Linked DNA regions of Mus musculus: region 2 is linked to region 1. Evidence: chromatin loops called from intact Hi-C (ENCODE). Cell type or tissue: heart. All regions are shown on one strand.

Region 1 (5,000 bases):
ATGTCCCCCATCCTCCCCAGTACAGACCTGATGTCTATGCTGAACTCTCATGGACCAAATGGATTCCAATTCAAGACTCAGCTTCTCTATAGCGCCCTCTACCGGCCAGACTAAACTTCTGTAGACCTCTGGGTACGAGCCCATGCTTGCTCCCAGATCCGCAGCATAATAACCCCCTAGGTTTATAGAATTCCTTTCTTCCACGGAGCTCAAAGCGCTTTCCCATCTGTGATCTCCCTGGACTGGGACCAGCTGCAAGAGTGTGGGAGGGCCATCATTCATGTCCCCATTTTACAGAGACAAACTGAGGCCTGAAAAGAGAAAAGGCGAGCCTTAGCGTGTGCAGCCGGAGGGTCTTCCAGGTGTGTTTCCCCAGTCCCCCCCACCCCCCCCCCCCGGTTCCTGACGACCACACCGAGGCCCAGCAGGGACAGACTTGTCCGAATAAGTCTTGGGCTAGAACCCATTGTCCTAAATACCATCGGGGGCTTTCCCACGACAATTTGAGCTTTGCCTGCAGACATGGACCAAGGGCTTGGCTAGTTCATCAAACATCACAGGTCTCTGCTAACCTGTATAGACAAGGTGTCCCTCCCTCCCCAGGACAACTGGGGGATGGTTCTTGAGTGGCTGGAAACCACATGAGGAGGAGCGGAAGGGCAGATCCCACTGGCCGTGACTTCTGATCTGGGTTTCAGCTTGGACATCTTCCCATAGTGTCCTGTGAGCTCCCAGAGAAGAGAGTCCCCGTCCATCTATCTAGTTCCCATTCAACTCCCGAAGAGCAGACGCTAGCAGGACTCTCCGCCAGCCTGGTATGATCAGCAGCTGCTGAGGAGAATCCAGACCCAGCCTGACTTTCAGAGAGGACGAGCTATTGTGTTTTTAACATCTCCTGCTCAGGCACCTGGGGTGGGGATGGGGGGAGGGGGATGAGAAAAAAAAAATCAGCCAGTCTGAGCCACAATCTCAATTCCCACCCCTCTGCTATGCCCCTCCTGGTGCTTCTGAGCCTGGTATCCCCTCGGCCAGATACTGGCAAACATTTCCATTCTCAGCTTTGAGGGTTGCCGCGTCTGCCACACCTCCACTATTATAAAGCACAACAGCTATAGAAAATAGGTGTATGAATAAGCGTGAATGTGTTTAAATAAAACTTTATTTATAGAAACAGGCTGTGAGCCGTTGTTTACTAACACCGGCTTTCCATCTCCAGGACTGCTGGCTCCCTCCCGCCTGTACCCTCTCTTCCACATCCCGTTGTGTGGGTGGTGAGCATCTTACAGGAAGTTTGGAGAATGAAGATAAAGGTGAAGGGGCAGGATGCAAGGCACAGGCATGCATGGTGTGGCCTGGTGGAGGGAGCGGGGTGGGGTGGGGTGGGGGTGGGAATGGGGGTCGGGGTGGGAGTGTGTACGGCTTGCATAAATATCCAGAGATGGAATAGAGAGAGCAGTGCTGGTCCCAGGAGTGTCTGGGTTTGGAGTCATCTCACAGGTTATGACAAAGGGGAACTGGGCTGAGGTATCACTGAGTGGTGTGTGTTTCTAACGTGACCATGGCGTGGGCTCACCTCTTGGGCTACTGGAGGGTTCAATGGGCTGATGCCATCATCCGGGGCACCATGCTGATATTAACCCAAATGCCTGAATTGTCACCAAGGTCCCATCTGGCCCAGCAGAGCTCCTTAATGGTAAGGACTATCCTCACGACCAGGTGTCATGGCACTTGTGAGCTTCTAGGCTGGCTAACCTCATATCAATGTCCCCAGTGCTCAGGACAGGGTCCAGCAGTCAGCTCCTGAGGGGTTTCTGCTGGCCCTCTGCCATACTGGGAACCTCTTGTTCTGCTTAGCCTACCCGGATATGTGAGGATTCTGACATCAGACTCTCACTGGAAGTCCCCTGCCCCTGAGTAGCTGAGTGTGGCTTTCTGAGGTCATGACTTTTCCAGGCTCCTCCTCTAGCCCCTGGGCCGCCCAGCCAGGTAGGTCTCCAAAAGGTGGACCTAGCCACATGCAGCCACCCCACCCCCACCCCGTGTGCGCACTGCATCCTGGGGTCTCTTGGTTCTCAGTCTCCACATCTGCACAGTGGGCTCAGGGCTATGCAGATCTCAGACCGAAGGGGACGTATTCTATATAGAGATGTTTTGTTAGAACAGGGTCCCCTTCTGCGGGGAGGGATGCAGCCTTAGAGTTGTGGCTCAGGAGAGTTGACACATGCAGACAATCGTGGTAAACCTCGGGGCCAGTGACCAGAGGCTGGGACAATGTTTCAGTCCCTCCCCGTCACAGGGTACCAAGTTCAGATCACAGTGTGCACAACCTTGAGCCCTGGCTGGGTCACTGTTGCCAGCGTGGTACTTTCTGTGTCAATTGGCCAAGGGCAAAAAGCAACCTGAAAAGGATTTAGAATGATGCCGTCTCAGGCTGCCCCCTGGTGGTCACTTGTTGTATGACATGTACAGCTCAAGACAACTTAGTCCTTGGTTCCGGCAGGGGCTCCTCTGCCTGCAGAGATCTTTAGAACTAGAGTTACAACACCAATTTCTGGTCTCTGAGAAAGGGGTCCTGTTGGGAAGCAGCCACCATTGACTAGGCCTACACTAGGCATTTAAGAAATGAACTTAATAGCCCTCTTTACTCCACAGTACTATTTACTCCCTGAAGTATTTACTCTCTCTTGCTGCCATCCCAGGGCTGAGCATGGACAGTGGCTATCACTGCCTCGATCAGAGATCCCTCAGGACTCTGCCTCCCCCATCAGACTGAGCGTGTGCATGCCCATCCCCCCATCCTAGTTCACCTGTTGTTCTGGGGTCAGGGAGACGTCTGACCTATGAGTCCAGTTGGGAGCCCCAATCCAGGCAAGAATGGACATATTCCAAGGGCGGCAGGCACATTGCCTTATTTCTAGATCTTTCTGGAAGGGCTTCAAGCTCTGATTGCTGGAACCCACCCAAGATTTTTGCCTTCTCTTCAATCTCCTGGGTCTCTCCTCCCTCCCACCCCCAGGACAACTGGCCACTGGCAGACTCCTCTCTCTCTCTCTCTCTCTCTCTCTCTCTCTCTCTCTCTCTCTCTCTCTCTCTCTCTCTCTCTCTCTCTCTCTCTCTGCCCTTCTGAGTCTCATATATTCTTGGGCAGCTGGCTCCACCCTCATTGCTCCCAGAATATGCCTCCCAAGCCCCAGACTAGGCCAGGTCCTTTCTCCATTTCACAAGGGCTTCACCTGCCCTATGTGGTTCCAAGTGGACCCTGATCACTGCTTGAGAAACCTCAGCATTGAATTCCTCCACTGACATTGTAGGCTCTAGTGTGCAGGGTGGAGTCTCTACACCATACAGCCCTTGCTGGACACACCAGGGCTCAGCAAGTGCCCGCTGGTGAGGGGCAGCCCGACGGTGTCTCGGCCATGATCCATCTTCTAGACCTGACACCTGGGACCGTCACCACCTATTAACTGAGCACCTACTAAGGGTCCTCCCAGCTACCAGACGGACGCCCACTCAGTTCTGCCAGGCCCTCTTCTGTTCCTGTTATCAGGTTTTGCCTCTCTTGGAGAGACTCCTCGCAAGGTCTCATGGCAAACTCCAGTATGATTCCACCACAGTCCGCCCCGGGGAGCCAATGAATTTATTGAGCTTGCTTACAGAGTGTGGGTGAGGAGTTACCTGCAGGAGACCGAGGGGGGAGGGTCCCAAAGTATACAGCAGCTACTTCATCCAGGACTGATGACGGCTTCTCCATAGCCATATGGATGCAACCCCCTTCAATCGACTTTCCCGAGTGTATATATTCTAGCCACCCCTGAGAGCAGAATTACACTCAGAGAGTTGAGAGGAGCGTCTGGAATCCCAGACAAGGATCCCATGGTCTTCCCATCCACTTGCTCGAGGGAGTATCAGTGGTCAGCAAGCCAATGGCCTCTTTCGAGCAGGGCACATACGAGCAGATGAGGATGGCTGCTATTGTGCTTAATAGAGAATCCTCTAGAATGTCCGGGGGGGGGGAGGGTCTACAACCTCAACCTCTCCTACTGCTCCCCTGGTGTCACATGTGCCCAGAGTGTCCCCAAGTGTATCCCTGTTTTCAATCCTCTGTGTACAGAGAGTCACCCACCAGTTCTAGCTGCCAGCACTCAACCCAACCTTCAATGTCTGGTTTCAGGATCACTGTAGACTTGCTATCCCCATGTCCCCTTGGCCCTTGGCAGGAGCTGTCACCTCGCAGGCTTTATTGGCAATAGGGGCAGCACTCTCCGTCCTGACCCTGAGCTCAGCTCACACATGGCTCTCTCCACCGTGTTCCCACTGACCCTGGGACTGCCAGGCAGGCACGGGTCTGATTCACCACTGGAATGACTCCTGCAGATTAATCTTTCTCCCATCCATCCCTGTAATGTCCCTTCTCCATGCTTCAATACCCACAGCAGGGCGGGCTCTCAGAGCTGCAGATGTCTGCCCATTGATGGACAGCCACTAGACGGGGCTCTGCCTGGGTTCTCAAGCTTGTGCCAGGAGAAAAGAACATGAGGGGTGACGGGCACCCCCAGGCACGGTGCTCCCAGGTTTCTTCCCCTCTCTCCCATGAGTGGGTGTGTCGGGAGGACACCCGAGGAGGTCAGAGGATGGTCACAGGGCAGATGGGCTGTGGGGTGAACTGGGAAAGGACAGACCGTTGTCCCGGGGAGGGCAGCCACACATCTTGGACCTGTCAGCACATCGTCTGCTTCAGCAGAATTCCAAGGATTGGGAAGGTGAATGTGGGAATGCAAGGAAGAGCCACCACCCGCCTTCCCCCAGTATGGCCTGGTCTCTCAGGACGGTACCAGTGCTGTAGAGTGACAAGATAGAATCAGCGGGAGGCTAAACAGTGTAAATACATGGGATGGGCAGAAGCACCCACCCCATCCCCGACCTGTGTCCCTGAGTTGGCCACACGGGGAACACAGATGACCCTTCTGCTCATTCAATGCACATTTCCCCATCCCAGGCAC
Region 2 (5,000 bases), 220 kb before region 1:
GCTTTTATGTTAGGAAGTCACTTTCAAACCAGGTGTGGTAGGAATGCAAGCACAAAGACCGTAGTCAGACTGTCCTTGGCACAAGGACACGTAGGCAGTCAAAAGTTGAGCAGTGGGCACATGAAGCCATCTATACACACACATACAAAACAAAACTAAACAAACGAACAAAAACCTTAAATGCTAGGCTGTGTGTAGTTTTCTCTTACTTTTTCTTTCTCTTTAAGCAAAAGAAAAGATGCCAGGTAGAGCTGGTGCATGCCTTTAATCCCAGCACTCAGGAGGCAGAGGAAGGCTGATATTTGTGAGTTTGAGGCCAGCTTGGTCTACATAGTGAGTTCCAGGACAGCCAGGGCGACACATACCCTGTTTCAACAAACAAAACAAAAATGCTGATACTGAGTCATTTAAAATGTATACATTTCCCCATCTCTTCTCACCTGTAAATCTCTGAAAAGATGTCAGGGGGGTTAACAGAAGTTGATTTGGTGTGACCAAAAATATCTGAGGGGCTAGTAGGTTAATTTTTAGAAAAATATTTACTTACTTTATGTATGTGAGTGCTCTATCTGCATATACACCTGCGTCAGATTATATTACAGATGGTTGCGAATTGAACTCAGGACCTCTGGAAGAACAACCAATGCTGCTTTTTCTCCAGCCACCTGGTTTGTTTTCCTTTCTTTTCGTCTCTTTCCTTCCTTTTTTTTTTCTTTTTTCTTTTTTTGATATTGGGTTTCTCTTTGTAGCCCTGGCTGTCCTAGAACTCACTCTAAAGACCAGGCTGGCCTCAACTCACAGAGATGCCACGTGCCTCTGACTCCTGAGTGTTGGGATTAAACATGTGTGCAGATTTGAGGATTCTAGGCAGACTCTGTACCACTGAAACATGTCCTCAACTCCAATTTCCGTTTTATTATACTTCCTGTTGTGCCTTTGAATGCTGCACTATGTGCATATATTACCTAAGCTAAATAACTAAAACCATAAAATGCTCCTGTAATTATTTGGACAGACTCTTTTCTTAAAGCACGTTTGAACTTACTGGACGGGTCTGAGCACCATCTTTCATCCCGGTCTCAGCCCTTGCCTCTAGCCCTGGTCCCCATTATCTGTCCCAGTCTACGTGTGGCCGAGAGACAAATCTGAGCCATTATCGTATATTCTCTCCACTGTGAGAGATGAGAGTCAATTTCCCTCCTGATGGTCTAGGTCGAACGTAACCAAGCCTCCTGCTTGTCAGAACTCTTGCCGAGTTCAAGAGCCTGGGCTTTGAAGTGACAAGACCATGTGGGCTTGAACCCTGCCTGTTTTGGGGAGCTTTAACCTGGAGAAGACTGTTTCTCCATTTGTACAATGAGCACAATGGTGGCACCTGGGTACCAGTGTTAGGTACCTAATAAAATGAGCACTGAGTGAGGCGGGGGAGAGGGCTCGTTGGGAACATGCTTACAATACAAAAGCATGAGACCTCAGTTCAAACAGACAGAACCTACCTCAATCTGGGCATCGTGGCATCTGCTGTCTGTAACGGTACCTGTGATCGCAGTGTGCCTACAGTGAGACAGAAGCATCCCTGGATGCTTATGGGCCAGGGAGCCGGCAATGCTCCGAAGGGAACAAAGAAGCCCTGTCTCAACGAGGTGGGAGGAAAGGACAGACAGCTGCAGTTGTCCTCTGATTTCTACATACATGCCATGGCATGCACACACAAGCAAACGCACACACACACCCTCTCATGCACATTGTAAAAATAAAAAAAAAAAACCCGTGAACTGTGATTAGTAATAAATAATTCGCTTTAATAACTTTTCTATGTATTGCAGTTAATACGAACACATATTTATTGTCTTTCTTGTACAGGCTCTTTATGTATCAGGGACCTTGTTAACTTTACCTAAGTCACAAGCTGGTGAGATGGCTCAGTAGGTAAGGGCACTGGCTGCCAATCCTGACCACCTCAGTTTGCTCCCTTGGAAGGAGACAGCCAACTGCTATGTATGGGTTGTCCTCTGACTTCCATCCACTCCCTCATACACTTTCAGAAATATAGGTTAAAATCTTTATATATATGCATATATAAAATCTGTAATCCCAGCTCTTGGGAGGTTGAAGCAGCCTGGTCTACATAGGAAGTATAACCTGTTCTACAGCATAAGAATTCTCTCAAAAACCCTCCAGATGGGCTGGGTATGATGGCAAATACCTTTGATCCCAGTACATGGGAGGTAGACGTTGAGTACATCTCTGTGAGTTGGAGGCCAGCCTAGTCTACAAAGAGAGCTCCAGGCAAATTAGGACTTCACTGTGAGACTCTATCTCAAACAGAAAACCACAAACAGACAGATATGGCACGCCCTCTGGTGCATAGTAGCTGTTCACTAAACATGCATCCGCACTCTGGTGCATAGCAGGCGTTCACTAAACATGCATCCGCACTCTGGTGCATAGTAGGCGTTCACTAAACATGCATCCGCACTCTGGTGCATAGTAGGCGTTCACTAAACATGCATCCGCACTCTGGTGCATAGTAGGCGTTCACTAAACATGCATCCGCACTCTGGTGCATAGTAGGCGTTCACTAAACATGCATCCGCACTCTGGTGCATAGTAGGCGTTCACTAAACATGCATCCGCACTCTGGTGCATAGTAGGCGTTCACTAAACATGCATCCGCACTCTGGTGCATAGTAGGTGTTCACTAAACATGCATCTGCACTCTGGTGCATAGTAGGTGTTCACTAAACATGCATCCGCTGAATCCCCTCTTAGTTCTCAAATTCCCAGTTCATTCTTTTTTTTTTTTAATTATTATTTATTTATTTATTTTGGTTTTTCGAGACAGGGTTTCTCTGTATAGCCCTGGCTGTCTTGGAACTCACTCTGTAGACCAGGCTGGCCTCGAACTCAGAAATCCGCCTGCCTCTGCCTCCCTAGTGCTGGGATTAAAGGCGTGCACCACCACGCCCGGCTCCAGTTCATTCTTTTATTCAACATATATTCAGTGAGTCTCCGCTGGGTACTAGTCTATATATGATGGATATTAATGATAAAGCTTTTCGTCAAAGCAACAAAACTCCCGCCTATCTTTGAGCTAAGGGTAAAATGGTTCTGTATTTGAACTCTAACATGACCTAGCAATTCTCCCCACCTGTACCCCAAGTCAGCGCTTCTTTGTGGAAGAGCTCTGGTTGTCCTGGAACTTACTCTGTACACCTGGCTGGCCTCAAACCCAGAGATTCACCTGTCTCTGCCTTCTGAGTGCTGTCATTAAAGGTGTGTGCCACCATAGGCCAGTAGCAGCCTTGTTTTAATATATATACATATATATATTTAGATTTTGTTTTTATCTATGCTTGAGTGTGTGTGTGCTGTGTGGGTGGGTGCCCAAAGAGGTCAAATAGGGTGTCAGACCCCCTGGAGCTGGTATTAGACAGTTGTGAGTAGCTTGTAGGTGCTGGCACATGAATGTAGGTCTTCTAGAGAGGGGTAAGCAGATTCTCTTTTTTTTTGTTTTTCTAGACAGGGTTTCTCTGTGTAGCCCTGGCTGTCCTGGAACTCACTCTGTAGACCAGGCTGGCCTCGTACTCAGAAATCCACCTGCCTCTGCCTCCCAAGTGCTGGGATTAAAGGCATGCACCACCATGCCTGACGGTAAACAGATTCTTATTGCTGGGCTATCTCAACCTAGCGTGAGTTCTTAGAACATGTTATAACTTAGATTACAGGGCTGGAGAGACGGTCAAGACATGTACTGCTCTTGCAGGACCACCCAGGTTCAATCCCTAGCACCCACATGGCGGTGGTAGGGTCACAACTGCCTATAATTCCAGTTCCAGGGGATCTGACACCCTCTACTAGCCTCTAAGGGCACCCACACACGTGGTGCACAAGATATGCTCAGGCACACGCAATATTTACTGTATGTATGTTCACAAGTGTCATTGTTTGAGAATGAAGATCAGGGTGGAAACTGTGGGAGTTGGCATTGGTTTTCTCCCTCCATCATGTAGGTTCTAGGCATTGAACTCGGGTCTTCAAGCTTGGGGGAAGCACCCTTACCTGCTGAGCCATTTTGCAAGCCAAGACTTCTTTCTCTTTTTCTTTGAGACAGGGTCTCATTATGTAGACCATGCTGGCCTTGAACTCAGAAATCTACTTACCTCTGCTTCCCAAGTGCTGGGATTAATAGTCAACCACCATGCCAGGGCAATGGAATTTCTTAGTTTCTCACTTACTGCGTGCCAGAGTTTTTTCTAATGTTTATATGAGGAACATAAATGTTTTTTTTAGATTGAGGTTCCTCAAAGTAGATTCAAACTCCTGGATCAAGCAATTCTCGCCCTTAAACCTCCTGCATAACTGGACTTAAAGGAGTGTCACCAAGCCTCGTGGTACTTTTGACCTAGTACCACGTCTCACGGGCTATACAAGCCTAGGTCTACTTTATCCCAGGGCTATTCGCTTGATGTCTCAGAATGCTCCAATTGCACAAGAGCTTGAGCTCTCTATGTCTGGCATTTCCTTAAACCACATCTGCAGGGATGGGTTCTAGAAGGTTCTCACCTACACACAGCTTTCTTGAAGTGAGACTCTTTTGTGGGAGCGGGACCCCACTCCTCGGTGATGGCCACACTGGGAAGCACAGAGAAACACACAGGCTTGTTTCCTCCCAGGCTCCGCTCTACACCGGGAGTTTTGAGACTGGGTTTCCTCTTTTTTTTTTTTTTTTTTAAAGTTGGTAGCAACATAGCTGCTGCTACAGTTTCCAGAGGCTCCAACGCCGGGAGCTTCCTCTCCCTGGGGATATCTAAAAGGCACTTCCGTTCCCCATTGCCCTTTCTCTACGCTCAACCCGTGGGTACCTGGGGGCACAAGTGCCTTAATCTAAGTCTGCACTATCAAACAATCGGAAAAACAGCTCAGATACCAGCGCTCAGCCGCGCCGATCCTGATAAGAGTCCTAGAAAGCTCCGCGCCCTCGGCCCTTCTCAATATGG

Evidence for each region. Peaks named below come from ENCODE experiments on the same cell type or tissue, not always from the same donor. Only the 100,000 strongest peaks of a DNase experiment are listed, where the experiment ranks them.
Region 2: a loop joins it to region 1, with 15 times the contacts of the local background. A loop is called at or near these places in 18 of 42 quality-filtered maps.

What each region holds. Positions count from the first base shown.
Region 1 is chr4:141,360,949-141,365,948 of GRCm38, forward strand. No RefSeq gene overlaps it. Among named protein-coding and RNA genes, the nearest start is that of Fam131c, 4.7 kb to the right of the region's middle. In heart, CTCF peaks have their summits at 106 (motif pointing left) and 2,442 (motif pointing left); DNase peaks (open chromatin) are centred at 1,863 and 2,363; H3K27ac peaks cover 1,307 bases; H3K27me3 peaks cover 2,031 bases.
Region 2 is chr4:141,142,827-141,147,826 of GRCm38, forward strand. No RefSeq gene overlaps it. Among named protein-coding and RNA genes, the nearest start is that of Fbxo42, 2.6 kb to the right of the region's middle. In heart, no CTCF peak of the experiment used is centred here; no DNase peak of the experiment used is centred here; H3K4me3 peaks cover 762 bases; H3K27ac peaks cover 884 bases.